2 separate regions of the Homo sapiens genome follow, and region 1 is linked to region 2. The links are chromatin contacts, found by Hi-C or POLR2A ChIA-PET in ENCODE. All regions are on one chromosome and are shown on one strand. The core of a region is the stretch at or near the end of the contact, and the rest is flanking DNA. Distances in the headings are between cores, read along the strand shown. Region 1 overlaps KALRN (kalirin RhoGEF kinase). Region 2 overlaps KALRN (kalirin RhoGEF kinase).

Region 1 (6,420 bases), core at 2,169-4,668, 65 kb before region 2:
GCAGGAAAATAGACGATTTTCAGGAGTTTGACACTAGGTACTGAAAACAGCAGGTTTTTGTTTTTTTTTTTTTAATTAGAAAGGAAAATTTAGCAGGAAAAGAATAAACTCATATGTATTAAACCTCATTCATATAGTATATGCTGGGATATCTGAAAAGGGAGTTACTATAGTCAAAATTATTAGGTAGCTTTCCATAGAGAGCATCCATCATTTTCCTCTAGCTCCTGGGCCAAGTGATTAATAAGACTGCCCAATAGAAGTCTGGCAGAAGCACAGACATTTATCCTAATGAGAATTGCAGGAAAAGCTAAATGGGTGATATGGATGAGAGTGAAAGAAAGGAAAATGCTTCCAATTGTCATCCTGTGGTGATACACTTAAATGTAAAAACAGGAGAGTGGAGGAACAGCTCCATCCTAATGAGCTATCCAAAAAGGGGCCCTTTCACCAGCATTATGCCAAAACCCCAAACCTGCTCAGACTCATCACCTATCCCTCCAACGGGCTGATGGGTCCATGAGACAGTCACAGGCTAGACAGGCTGCCAGTGGCTTATGTTCAGTTTTTCCCCCCATTGTAGGGCTAGGCACTGACTCTCTTAATTTATTGTGGTGAGGTATCCACACACTTTTGCCCATTCCCCTTTATAATCAGCAGTCTACTTTTGAAAGACTTTGCACGCTGGAAGGCTACCCAAGTCCCCATAAAATTTCCTAGTGCTGTCAAATATCCAATCAGTGTGTTCTGGGTCTCAGCATCGCGGTGTACTAGCTTCTGGGCTAACCAAATACATATCAATCACTGACTGAATGCCACTTGCCTGTGGGCCGCTGGATCAGGCTTGCAATGAGGTGAGTTTGTCTTGAATAGTTTTCAACTTTCATCAACACTGCAGCCCCCAAATGATGTATTAATTCCCTATACCCATTCCCAAACAAAGTCAAAAAGGACTCTGGGGTACAGCTTTTTAGAAACCATCATTAGCTGCAATCACATAGGAAGAATGAGGACAGGTGCAAAGGAGAAAACGGCAGACAGATGCAAGCCTGGAGCAGTGTGAAGGTGAGACACACACAGAACTGCCTCCAGGACCCCCACTTACCAGCTTGTTTTTGACCAACTTTTCTATTGCATTGACAAGGTCTGCAGCAGTAGGTACTTCAGTGGAAGCCTGCCGGGCTGCTAGCAAAGAGGAGGACTGCAAGACATCGGGCAGCAGAGGAAAAGCAGATTAGCAAAGAATAAGGAACAGTGATCAGGAAATAAAACAGAAAGTCCAAAGCTCAAGCCAGGGAAGGGAAGCAAAGTTCTGTGTTTAGACGGAAGAGGTGACAGAGGGAGAAGAGTGTGGGTGTAATACATACAGGCCTGCCCAACCCCTTATTAGGAATTCTAGCCAGCAGCAAATGGATGGTACTAGGCTATCCTTAGGCAAGCCTATGAAGGAGGGGAGAGGAGAAATCACTGACTTCCTGGGAGGCCTACAGACTAGTGTTGTACCTACTGACAGCAACAGCTTGGAGGGCGGGGGCTACTGCTCTGTGGGCAAACGAGACTTTGGCCACTACACAGCTGCCCGTTGCTGTTTTGGGGTGTGAAGGATTCAACAAACCCAGCCTTGAGTGTGTCCAAAAAAGGGAAACAGTCCTTGCTTTACTACAGCCTTAGATATAGATCTTTATTATGTGTCCAGCAAAAATGCTAGGGGCAGGACCCTTAGAGACCAGCAAGCTAGATACTCCCTTCCTATATTCTCTCCCTCTGTCTTCCTCTCCCGCTCTGCCCCTGACACACATACACCCTTACCCCTCCACAAAGCATAGCTGGCTCTGGTAAGGCCCCTGAACTGGAACACTAGGAAGTAATAAAAGGCTTTAGCAGGAGTCCTGAAGCAGCTAGGAACTACCCTGTTCATAGTAAAGAGAGACGACTCCAGGACCTCCCTGTGTCCCTTTTCCCCTGCACCAGCAGTGAGGAGTTGTCCATGTGGTTGTTTGTGTGGTCAATGGTTTGGGGCTTCCTGCTCACTGAAGGATGGTGGTTTTTTGTTTGGCTTTTTCTTCCTTCTTCTACCTGAGAAGAAACTGGGGGAGAAATAGTTAACCCTGCACCGTTTGTGTGTGCTTTTACTTCCAGCTTATCAGAGCAGGGGGCAGTGGTGTTCCCAAGGCCAGGACATAGGCTCCTTCAAGTTTGCCCCTTGGGTTAGAGAGAAAGTTTCAAAAATGAAGCTTCTCATCTAATCTAAGTTACTTTATTAAGTCTTTGCTTCTGAGATGGGAGGAAAATAATTATAATTAAGGAAGATATAACAATATTCTTTTTCCTCTCTTGGGGACTGCAGGAAAAAGCTTACGTCCATGTGGAAAATCAAGCTATCCTCTTTTTAATCTAGTAATCCTACTCCTGGGAATTTATTCCAAGGACAGAAGTCAAAAGAACAAATGCTGTATATACACAGTGATCTGTATGTAGTAGTATTAGCCATAGTAGCAAACAATGGAAACACCCTGTTAGGATGTCCCCAACAGGCTGATCAAACACATTATGGAACAGCAAATAAGCAAAATTTTCTCCAGCTATTAAAATTACAGCTAGGAAGAAAAAAATTCATGCAATTTTAGGAAATGGTAGTAAATAAAACATTGGACACAACATATGCATATTATAATTGTAAAAGTAAAACGTACACACATAAGAAAAAGATTAGAAGGAAACAAGGAGAAGACAATTGCACAATATTACAACGGTGAACTTTTAAAAATTCCTTTGACAGTGTTGTAAAAATTGTTTTAATACATCCAACTCCATTTGCTAGATGCTCTGAAGTTCATCCCACTCCCAAACATTTATAAAAAACATACAGAAATCAAACAAGCAGGAATAAGGAGAGTTCATGTATCTGAAAGGAGACTGTTGCCATCTGCCCCATTTCTGCATAAGGAAAAGGCTACACAAATAAAGGTAAGTCAGAATTCTGGGTTAAAAATTATCCAGAAACAATGTAACATCCATTTCTGTAAACAAGCTGTGTTTGAGGGAATTAGAGAGAGAAGGTGGTGACCTTATGCAAGTGGGGCCCTTGCACAGAGGGCTGTGTGAGACATGGGCACCCTACTCCTTAGGCCATGATCGCTGTTTATAAAATACATTACAAGTAGGCAGGTCTCATTTCCATCTCAAGGTGAAGCACCAGCACTTCTGTCTCAGGAACCCAGGATGGTATAACACCAGCCTTCCTACTATGTCTCTTCCCAATAATCCAGAGTCAAAGAGCTGGCCCTGAAGACAGGGCCACCAACATCACCTAGGAGGGGCCACGACTAGGTGAGTCACATCATGGGGGCAGCTGCCACATCTCAGAGTCCCTAGACTTTGTCCTTCCGGCCTAGCACAGAGGAAGACTTCAGTTAATGTCTGTGGGTTAACAATTCAAATGCAAAGCAGAGAGAATTAAAATAAGAACTGAGATGTCACCAGAAAGGACACACCCGCAGGAGGCTGTCCCACTACAGGGCAGAGCACTAGAGAGCACAGGAGAGCCTGGAGGGACAGGTAGACAAGCTGCCACATCCACTACCACCACTGCAACAAAACAGCACTTGAAAAAGCAAATGGAAAGTGCCATACAGTCAAAACCCAAACCTGCCGCTTCCACGTCCAGAGTCTAAGAGAATCAGCAACACTTAAGGCAGAAAAAAAAAGGTGATGTGAAAGCAGAGCTGCAAGGAGACTGAGTGACAAGTGAGGGAGAACATAAAGCTGCCCCAAGCCTCGGGTCAGTACCTGGAAGCACGTCTAACCTACGCTTCTGCTCCAGAACAACTGGGATGATCACCGGGTGACTGGAGACACAGGGGGCATCGATATTTCAAATACCAGTGAGCCTATGCATGCCAGCGGGCCGGGGAATCTTGCAAAGCAAAGTCAGGCAATTTCGCATATTAAGTTTGCCCACCTTTGACAATAACTTCCCCTTAGCAGCATCTTCATTCCTCATACCGTCATTGCAAAATTTGACCAACACTGGGCTTGACTGGTAGCTACCATTAGTTAGAGTTTAGAGTTGACTATAGGGAAAACAACTAACATGCAGGTTGTACAGTCAGGTACGACAAAATGGTTGTGGACTGGAACTACCTGGAATTGCTCCTTTTAGGATGTGCTGCTTCCAAAGACAGAGCCATTACCCTTTATCAACAGGACAAGACACCAGGCAGATTCCCACTTTGAGAATTCTGCACACACCCCCTCCACTGCCTAGAATGAAGTTGGACCTCCAGGGTTGGGGAAGGGACACCTACCAAATAGAGACACAATTGGTATCAACATGGATTCATGTGGACGACGAGATAACATGGGAGAAAGAGTATGACTACCCCCATCACACACAAAAAACAAAATCACGCACGGCACGTTGCTCTTTTAAGTGAGCAAGTAAAGAAGTTCTACCATTTCATCCTGTGTAGGGTCGTTGTCAAAAATCTTCATAGGTGGTGGGAGGGGTGTGTGTGACTCTTCATCCGGCTCATCTTCACCCCAACCTTTCTTGCTCTTCTAGAACAAAAGAGCAGCATTAGTTACTGTGTCACAAACATGCCAGTGGTTCTGGACTTGACATTAACAAAAATAATACATAGGAGGAGAGTTCCTCTCTCAACTCACTCTTAACTGTTCAGTCGCAATTTCCTCTTTTGATACATGGATACACCTGCTTATTTCAAATGAGAGTGAGCACCAGTGGGGAACACACACACACACACACACACCCCCAAAAAGAAGCAAAACCAGAAACTATCTATCTTATCGATTAGCAAGAAAAGAAAAAGCTGGAAGTAGTCAGAGAGAGCCTAACTTTTACATTTTTGTAGGGCTATGAAACCATAGCCCAAATGCCGCCAGGCTTAGCTGCCATTTCCAGAGGGAGAAATGGCAGGTAGCATAAAATCACAACAAGAGGGGGTCCAGTTACACATCACAAAGAATTTCTTAGCCACATCAGTGATTAGAGCAGGATTGTGTGCCAAATAAAACAGGTATCTCATTTCCCCAACCAAAACATATCCACTGTCTTTTGGTTACAGAATCTCAGCTTCATCCAGCCTAACTTTGGCTACAGTCTCTCAAACCTTCCAGTATGGGCGTTCATTAGTTTTCATGAAGGCCCATTTAATCACTGACTGACTCCTAGATTAAACTTTTTCTTTGAGCGGAAACCCTGCCTATTGTAATCTTCATCTGTTCATCATAGTTATCTGGAGTAACTCTGGATGATCTATTCCTTTTGATGTGTGGCACTGCTCAAGAGACTTGAAAACAGCTACAATCTCCCAGCACAGTCCTGTTTTCAAAATGAAACAATCTTCATTCTTTTATTCTAAATCTAAACAGGTCTAGCTGGTTTTAATGTAGTCCTTAGTAGAGGTAGGGAACTAATGACCAAATGACTCCCCTCAGGCCCAGGTCCTATCTCCAAATCTGGCAAATGGTTTCTGTCTGCTGGAAGTCTTAGGGGCTAGTCAGCTTCTGAATCAGCCACAAATCAAACTGGCCAATGTCTTAAGAATAAAAAGAATCCAAATCACTTAGGCTCAAGGTAACACACTAATGGAGATTTGAGATGGCCTAGTTGACAAAACCTGAGGAAGGAGACATGTCAGAAGGCCCTCCTGATGGACAACTCCAGGGCCCCCTGTAAGTACCTCATCAGCGCTGTCTCCCTGAGGGGTTGTTTCATCCCCAGGCTTGGGAGATCCCAGGTCAAAGCTCTTCCGACCATCGCGAACTTTCTTCTGCTTTTTGATGTTTCCATCTGCCTTCCCGCTGTTAAGCCGACGCACAGGACTCGTCAGCCACTTCTTAAGAGTGTTGGTGGAGCGCTTGGGACCCGGGGAACTGTGGATGGAGTTCAGGGAGGGCTGGGCCTGCAGGTTGGCCACGGACTCGGACTTGCCTCCATTCTCGCTTGAGGAATGAGAGTATGCATCTGAGGAAAACGGACAGACACAGCCATGTCAGAGGTGGTGAAGGCAGGCCGCAAACCTGGGACTGAGACAGCTCCATCCTCAGGAAGCTAGGACACAAGGCAGAATGTCCAGGCCAGCTGTAGACCCCAGTCCAGAGAACCCTCTCAACAACAGTAAGAAAGGCAAACGCTCACTCAATTTTTAAAGTATGAAGCACCATTCCCGGTACTATGGATACAGGAGTGGGCAGAAGACAGAAACTCCTGCCTTCGCGGAGTTTACATTCTGGTGGGAAACACATATAATAGACTATAAAAATAAAATAAGCAAAATGAAAAGTATGACAGGTGGTGAGAAGTGCTACATCAAAACACAAAGTACGGGAAGGGATTAGGGAGTGCTGGGGTTGGAAAAGGGGGTGCAGATTGAAGAGGTGATCAGGGCCAGTCTC
Region 2 (6,412 bases), core at 67-2,566:
AAACAAGTCAGGATTGTTGAATTTAATTAAAAACATTTTGTTCTGCTCTAAGCGTTTAATAAAAGGATTTATGGAGAAATTGCTAGGCTTATATAGCTTAGGAAAGAAGTGTTTAACATTTTATCTGCAAATTGTATTACTTTCTTCTAGATACAGATCAGAAGGAGAGGGAGAATAATAATTAGCACTGGTGGATTTACACTCGGGGCTCGGACGGGGGAGAATAGAAGGAGACGTGGGTAGAAAGTGTTTGGATTTCAGTGCAATATATGAGGAATATTCTAGCCCTTAGAATTACACTAAAATCCAACAGGCTCTAGAAGTAATAAGCTCCCAGTCCCTAGAAGTGCTCAAGTAATGCTTAGCTGACCACTTGTCAAGGACATTGTGGAAGGGGTTTCTTGTATTTGGAAAGAGAGTGAGCTAGAACACCTTTCACCTGCTTTTCAATTCTAAGATCCCAGGAGCCAAAAGAAGCCAATGTTCTGGAGTCAAATTAAATCTATTCAAGAACCGGTTTTATCCAGTTATAAAAAGAGTAAGTTTCAACTCTAACTTTTTATGATTCTGAAAAATGTCAAGGAGCTCCTTTTAGACTCTCTCCATCTATCTTTAAACATACTTTTCTTCAAAAAGTATCAGTACTCAAATAAATTACAACATTTCTTATTCAAATGCATTATTTTTGGGTTTCAGCTATTCTTACCCAACAGTATTATAATTTTTAAAAACACCATACCACACCTTTTCATTGCAAACATAGGGTAATTCAGCTATGCTAATATAAAGGAAAATGTTGTGGGCTAGTGTGGAAACCTGTTCTCACCCTCATTGATCATACTCCCATGTATACTTCTGCTTCTATGAGGAAGTGAGTTCTGAATCTCAAAGGACTACCTCACATCTAGTCAATTACCAGTACAATCCTATACAAATGAAGAGGATTGAAGGATCGTACTTCAATCCTGCAATTGAGGACTGTAGGATAAAGTAAATCAGCAAGCTGCAATTTATAACATGTCACTTCGTACCTGAAAGGAAATGTTTAGGGAATATTCATCCTCTAATTATTTTTTTAGCCTCCCATAGTGAAGCCATGTTAGGCATTATGGCATAAATGAAAAACCTGAGGGTAGGGCTCCTAATGCAGAATTATACTGAAAAGTAAGAGGTAGAGAAAGACCTTTGGAGGACTCTCCTGGTAGGCAGAGGAGCCTGAACTTTTTGGCATTTTGGCTCCTGGCAGCAGAAAGTGCAGGGGACTTCCATCCTGCAGACAATCTGTTGAACAGGCTGGGCCAGCACCAGGGGTTGGCAGGCCGCTATCAGAGTTGGACTAAGCTCAGCCTGCTGTCCAGAGTGCTCCTTGGAGTCATTCTGCTCCAGCTGAGGACATCAGAATCTTATTAGTTGGCAAAGCACCCACAGGACAAAATCTGTCTCTGATTACTACCACTCCTCCTAGAGAGTGGGGCATTTGGGGCCAGAGGTGAGAGGGAGAGTGGGAAGGTGGGTATGTGTAACTATAATGGGGTTAATGCTCTTAGATTCAGCTAGACTGGCTAACAAGCCAAGTCAGATGGGAGAATAAACTAAAGTGCCTGTCTCAAAGGCTTTCAGACTTGGGAGGGTGTAGAACACAGTGGTAAAGTGAGACCTTGGGAAATGGACAGGCGTGGGTTCAAATTTAGGCCCACTGCTTGTCAGCTATGTGACTTTGAGCATATTACCTAATCTTTTTAAGACTCAGTGTCTTTATCTGTAAGATGAGGAAAATATTATTGCTATTAGCATAAAGCAACCCAGAACCTGACCCATGGTAAAGCTCAATAAATGTTAGGTATTTTTGTGAGTTGGTGACACACTTAACACAAGTCGACATTATCAAACTTGCCCGGCATTCTCAGGCTGTTGATGGTAATTGCCTTCAGAGCCCAAGTTTTATCCACGGTTCTCCACCACCTTCTGCAGCATGGGGAAGCTGTTCCTGAGGCCAAGTAGGTGGTAACAGCAGAAATCATCAGGAGGCCTTCAGGGAGAGGACTCCTCATGAACAAGCCAGGGGTGCCATGGGCCACTGTCCCTCTCCTCTAGAGCATCTGCTTCTGAGGCTCACGGGGGAAGCCTTGGACTTGGTTTCATAAGCAGAGAGGTATTTCCTTACAGCTTCTCCAGACCCTCAGCCCCAGCCAGGGAAGAAAGTGCACAGGAAAAGGAACACAGGTGTCCTGTACAGCCAGGTACAGAAGAACCTAGACTGGTTATTGGAGCCTGGGGCAGAAGTACCCAGGACCAATACTTTTTAAAAGCCATTCTCACCATTTTTAAGTGTACAGTTCAGTGGCATTAAGTCCATTCACATTGTCATGCAACCATCATCACCATCCATCTCCAGAACATTTTTCATCTTGCAAAACTGAAACTCTGTACCCAACAGGCACTAATTCCCCATTCCCTCCAGCCCCTGGCAATCATCATTCTTTCTACATCTAAAAAGTTGACTACTCAAGGTATTTCATTTAAATGGAATCATATAGTATTTGTCCTTTTGTGTCTGGCTTGTTTCACTTATCCTAATGTCCTCAAGGTTCATTCATGTTGTGGCATGTGTTAGAATTTCCTAACTTTCTAAGGCTGAAGAGTATCCCATTGTATGTATATATTCAATTCACCTGTTGCTGGACACTGGGGTTGCTTTCACCTTTTGACTATTGTGAATAATGCTGCTATGAGCATGGGTGTACAAATTTCTGCTTGTGTCCTTGCTTTCAATTCCTTTGGATATATACTCAGATGTTGGATTGCTAGATGATATGATAATCTTATTTTTACTTTTTTGAGGAATCCCATACTGTTTTCCATGGCAGCTGTACCATTTTGCATTCCCACCAGCAGTGTACAAGGGTTCCAATTTCTCCACATCCTCATAACACTTGTTATTTTCTGTGTGTGCACATTTTAAACAATAGCCATCCTTTGCAGTGACATGTTATTGTTGTTTTGATTATCATTTTCCTAGCAATAATTAGTGATGTTGAATATCTTTTCATGTACTTATTGGTCACTTGTATATCTTCTTTGGAGAAATTTCTGTTTAAGTCCTTTGTCCATTTTTAAATTTAGTTTTTGGTTGTTGTTGTTGAGTTGCAGGAGTTCTTTATATAATCTGGACATTAACCCTCAACCTTTCTAATACATCTTTAAGTATCTCCTAAGCTTGACACCCTGGGGGTGCTGAGTCCACAAAGCAGTGGTTCTCAACCCTAAGGGAACATCAGAATCACTAAGTTTGTTCTTCTTCTTTTTTTTTCCCCCTGAGATAGAGTCTCACTCTTTTGCCCAGGCTGGAGTGCAGTGGCGTGAACACAGCTCACTATAGCCCTGAACCCTCAGGCTCAAGCAATCCTCCCATCTCAGCCTCCTGAATAGCTGGGACTACAGGTGCATGCCACTATGCCCGGCTAATTTTTTTCTTTTTATTTTTTTCACAAAAGAACTTAAAAATATACTGATGTCCAGGTCCTTGGCAGCTGGATTAATTGTTCTGGGGTGGATATGAGGCATCAGTATTTTTAGAAACCTCCTCCAGGTGGTTTCTAAGGTGCATCCAGAGTTGGAAACCACTGCTACAAAGGCTTGCCTCTTGGGAGGTGCTGCCCTCCACCACCTGCTGCTGTGAAAGTGAGAGGGGCCTGTGGAAAGGCAGGACTAGGGCTGGAGGGCCCAATCCCAGTGAGAAGCCCTAAGATGTCAGAGTGGCAGTAAAGTAGCAGGAAAGGCAGCCCCACCCCAATTCTGACACACAGCCCCACTCTTTTTCACCAACCCCATCATGAATGACACCAAGACTTATCAGGAGGAAATAACCAACCACTGCTCCCACAGAAGGCAGAGGAGGGAAGGGCAGAGAGGAGCCCTAGCACTACCCAGAAGCTCAACAGGTGCTGGGAGCCCTGGTCTGCTCCAGCTTGGCCACAGACTCCCTGTGGCTTCAGGGAGGTCACCTTGCTTTCCTGAGCCTGAGTGTTCTCTTGGAAGAGAGGAGACCGGGCTAGTGCAGTGGTTCTCAACCCTGACTGCACCTTAGATTCACCTATGGAACACTTAAAAATACTGACCCTCAGGCCCCATCCAGAGATTCTGATTCCATTTGTTCTAGGTGGGGTCTGGGCATTGTCATTTGGAAAAGCTCCCAGATGATTCTCATGTGCAGCCAGCGTTGGGAACCCTGTGCTAGTGGATCATCAAGAACCATCCTGTGGTTCTTTTGTCCCCATTTCTGGGGTGATAGTCATGGCCTGAGCACTCACAAGGTGCTTAGCCCTCACACATAGTCCCTGCTTCACACAGCCTGCAAGAGTGCTGACTTGGTGCTCTCTGCAAATGCTAAGAGGACCAGTTCTCTTATGGGAATTGAAAAAGGAATTGATTCCAACCTCCTGACACCAGATGAGACCACTCTGTCCTATTCCACAACCCCCAGAGGAACATTTTATTCTCAATCTAGTTGTGCATAACTTATAAGGTAAAGCACCCACTGGAGACAAATTACTGCTGAGAGAAGAAAAGGCGGTTTGCCAAGCAGGCAGCCAGCTGGAATAAGAGAAGGAATAGCTTATTGGGTCTTAGCTAAGGCCAACACTCTGGGCAGACCCCAGAGAGACAGGGAAAGGGTTTTGAGGCTGGGCTATGTGCATAACTGCACACACTTTCAAATGGGGTCTAGTTAAGGGCATAAGGAGTGCTCCATGGAGAATGCAGACTTAGGTCCTTTTTTTTTTTTTTTGAGACAGGGTTTCACTCTGCAACCCAGGCTGGAGCACAGTGGTATGATCATGGCTCACTGCAGCCTCAGCCTCCCAGGGTCAGGTGATCCTCCCACCTCAGCCTCCTGAGTAGCTGGGACTATATAGGTGCACACCACCCCACCTGGCTAATTTTTAAATTTTTTTTGTAGAGACAGGGTTTCGCCATGTTGCCCAGGCTGGTCTCGAACGCCTGAGCCTGAGCAATCCACCTGCTTCAGCCTCCCAAAGTGCTGGGATTACAGGAGTGAGCCACTGCGCCTGGCCGACTTAGGTCCTTGACTGTTGGGAGTCGGGGACCTCTGTATTCAGAGCTCACATGGGTGAGAAGATAGTAAGACCTCACAGGATGCCATTTGAAAGCTCAGCATAATTGGCCTAAGCTTGGGGAAACAGGAACCAACCTGGAAATAAAAAGCCAAAGAAATGGGTGATAGGCACTGCTGGTACCTTTAAGAAGCTATGCTGGTTGGCAGAATTAGCTGGAAAGTTCTATGACAGCCTCCCTCCCAGCTTTGTCTCTTGCCTCTATTTTCCATTCCTGGTCTTCATCTCCTATTTTTAGTTAAATCTCCACTAATCTGTCCTATAGTCGAGACAACCCCCAGTCCTGTGCAATTCTTACCCTGAATGCTTCCACCTCCCACTTCGGGATCACAGATTGACTCTGACACTGCTCTCTGGCTTTCCACCTTGGGTTTGCTCCTGCGAAGTTGCACATGTGGCAGCCCCAGCAGGGAGGGAGTGCACATTTTACCCAGCCTCAGGCTAGGAGGCCAGGTCTAGGTCAGGAAGTCTCATCTTCCCTTGAAGCTGAGTCCCTCCTGATGAAAACGACCCACACCTGGGGATCCAAGGAACGTTAGCCTTTTGCGGCAAATGAATTGCTGTGCTTGATTTTGTCTCTGCAGATGGGTCTCTCAACTGGACTTGTGGGAGTGTGTAGTTATTTTGCTGGATAATCTATGGCAAATGATATAATAGCAAAAACTTATCATGACAACTAAAGTGCATTGAATGCCAGGCACTGCTGTGTTTTGTCTCCATTACCTCATTTTACCCTCACAATCTACCTTCTGTGTACCCTCTTCTCCTCTTGGCTAGACTTCAAGCGGAACCAGATTCCTGAGTTTCCTTGATTTTCCTCTTGTGCCTGCAATTTCAAATTCCCACACAACTTCCTGACACAGTCCCTCCTTAGTCCTCAGAGGACAGGGGGGAAAGCAGGCAATGATTAAATTGGGAGTGGAGGGCACGAGGAGAATTAGGACGTCGGTCTTAGCTGACATTTTTCTCCTGGTGGAAAAAACCCTGGAAGGCTGGATGCAGCACAAACAATTCAGCCTGCTGCTGCCATCTAGTGGAGGAAAGGAAGTCAGGCTTTGGAGGTAGACCAGATGGCACTCCAGACACCGGAGTGTTTTAAATATGTTCTGAGTTCACAGTTAACCATCAGGAAGCCTGCAGCAGGTCTCCATGCTGACCCTCGTCCCCATCTTCCTCTCCTAGAAATATCTAGCACAGGTCTGCATAGAAGGCATGCCTGCTGCTGATTATCTGGCCAGTTACAAAAATAAGCCCAGAACTAAGGCCTGGCTTTGGCTTCC

The links. A loop is a pair of places that touch in the nucleus more often than their neighbours do. ChIA-PET counts read pairs that join two places held with the same protein, here RNA polymerase II (POLR2A). Pooled maps may share reads with other maps.
Region 1: a map of naive thymus-derived CD4-positive, alpha-beta T cell shows a loop between it and region 2 (2.0-fold over the local background). The contact joins two enhancer-like sites. A Hi-C loop is called at or near these places in 7 of 168 maps with a recorded cell type or tissue (Caco-2, GM11168, K562 and 3 more), 10 of 37 single-sample maps with no recorded cell type and 16 of 50 pooled maps. POLR2A ChIA-PET finds 5 or more read pairs at or near these places in 3 of 52 experiments (GM12878, H1 and HepG2).

What each region holds. Positions count from the first base shown.
Region 1 is chr3:124,631,989-124,638,408 of GRCh38, reverse strand. KALRN (kalirin RhoGEF kinase) reads right to left here. Exons shown (of 60, transcript NM_001388419.1): 35 at 5,706-5,989; 36 at 4,456-4,557; 37 at 1,106-1,201. Among named protein-coding and RNA genes, the nearest start is that of UMPS, 95 kb to the left of the region's middle. RefSeq lists enhancers at 1-239, 3,088-3,589. Within about 2 kb of position 3,418, at least 4 of the 41 ENCODE cell types and tissues checked have a DNase peak (open chromatin) inside an H3K27ac peak, as active enhancers do.
Region 2 is chr3:124,564,879-124,571,290 of GRCh38, reverse strand. The region is part of intron 34 of KALRN (kalirin RhoGEF kinase); the gene reads right to left. All of the region lies in intron 2 of LOC105374076 (a long non-coding RNA gene), which reads left to right. Among named protein-coding and RNA genes, the nearest start is that of UMPS, 160 kb to the left of the region's middle. RefSeq lists a silencer at 6,055-6,349 and an enhancer at 6,055-6,349. Within about 2 kb of position 1,316, at least 2 of the 41 ENCODE cell types and tissues checked have a DNase peak (open chromatin) inside an H3K27ac peak, as active enhancers do.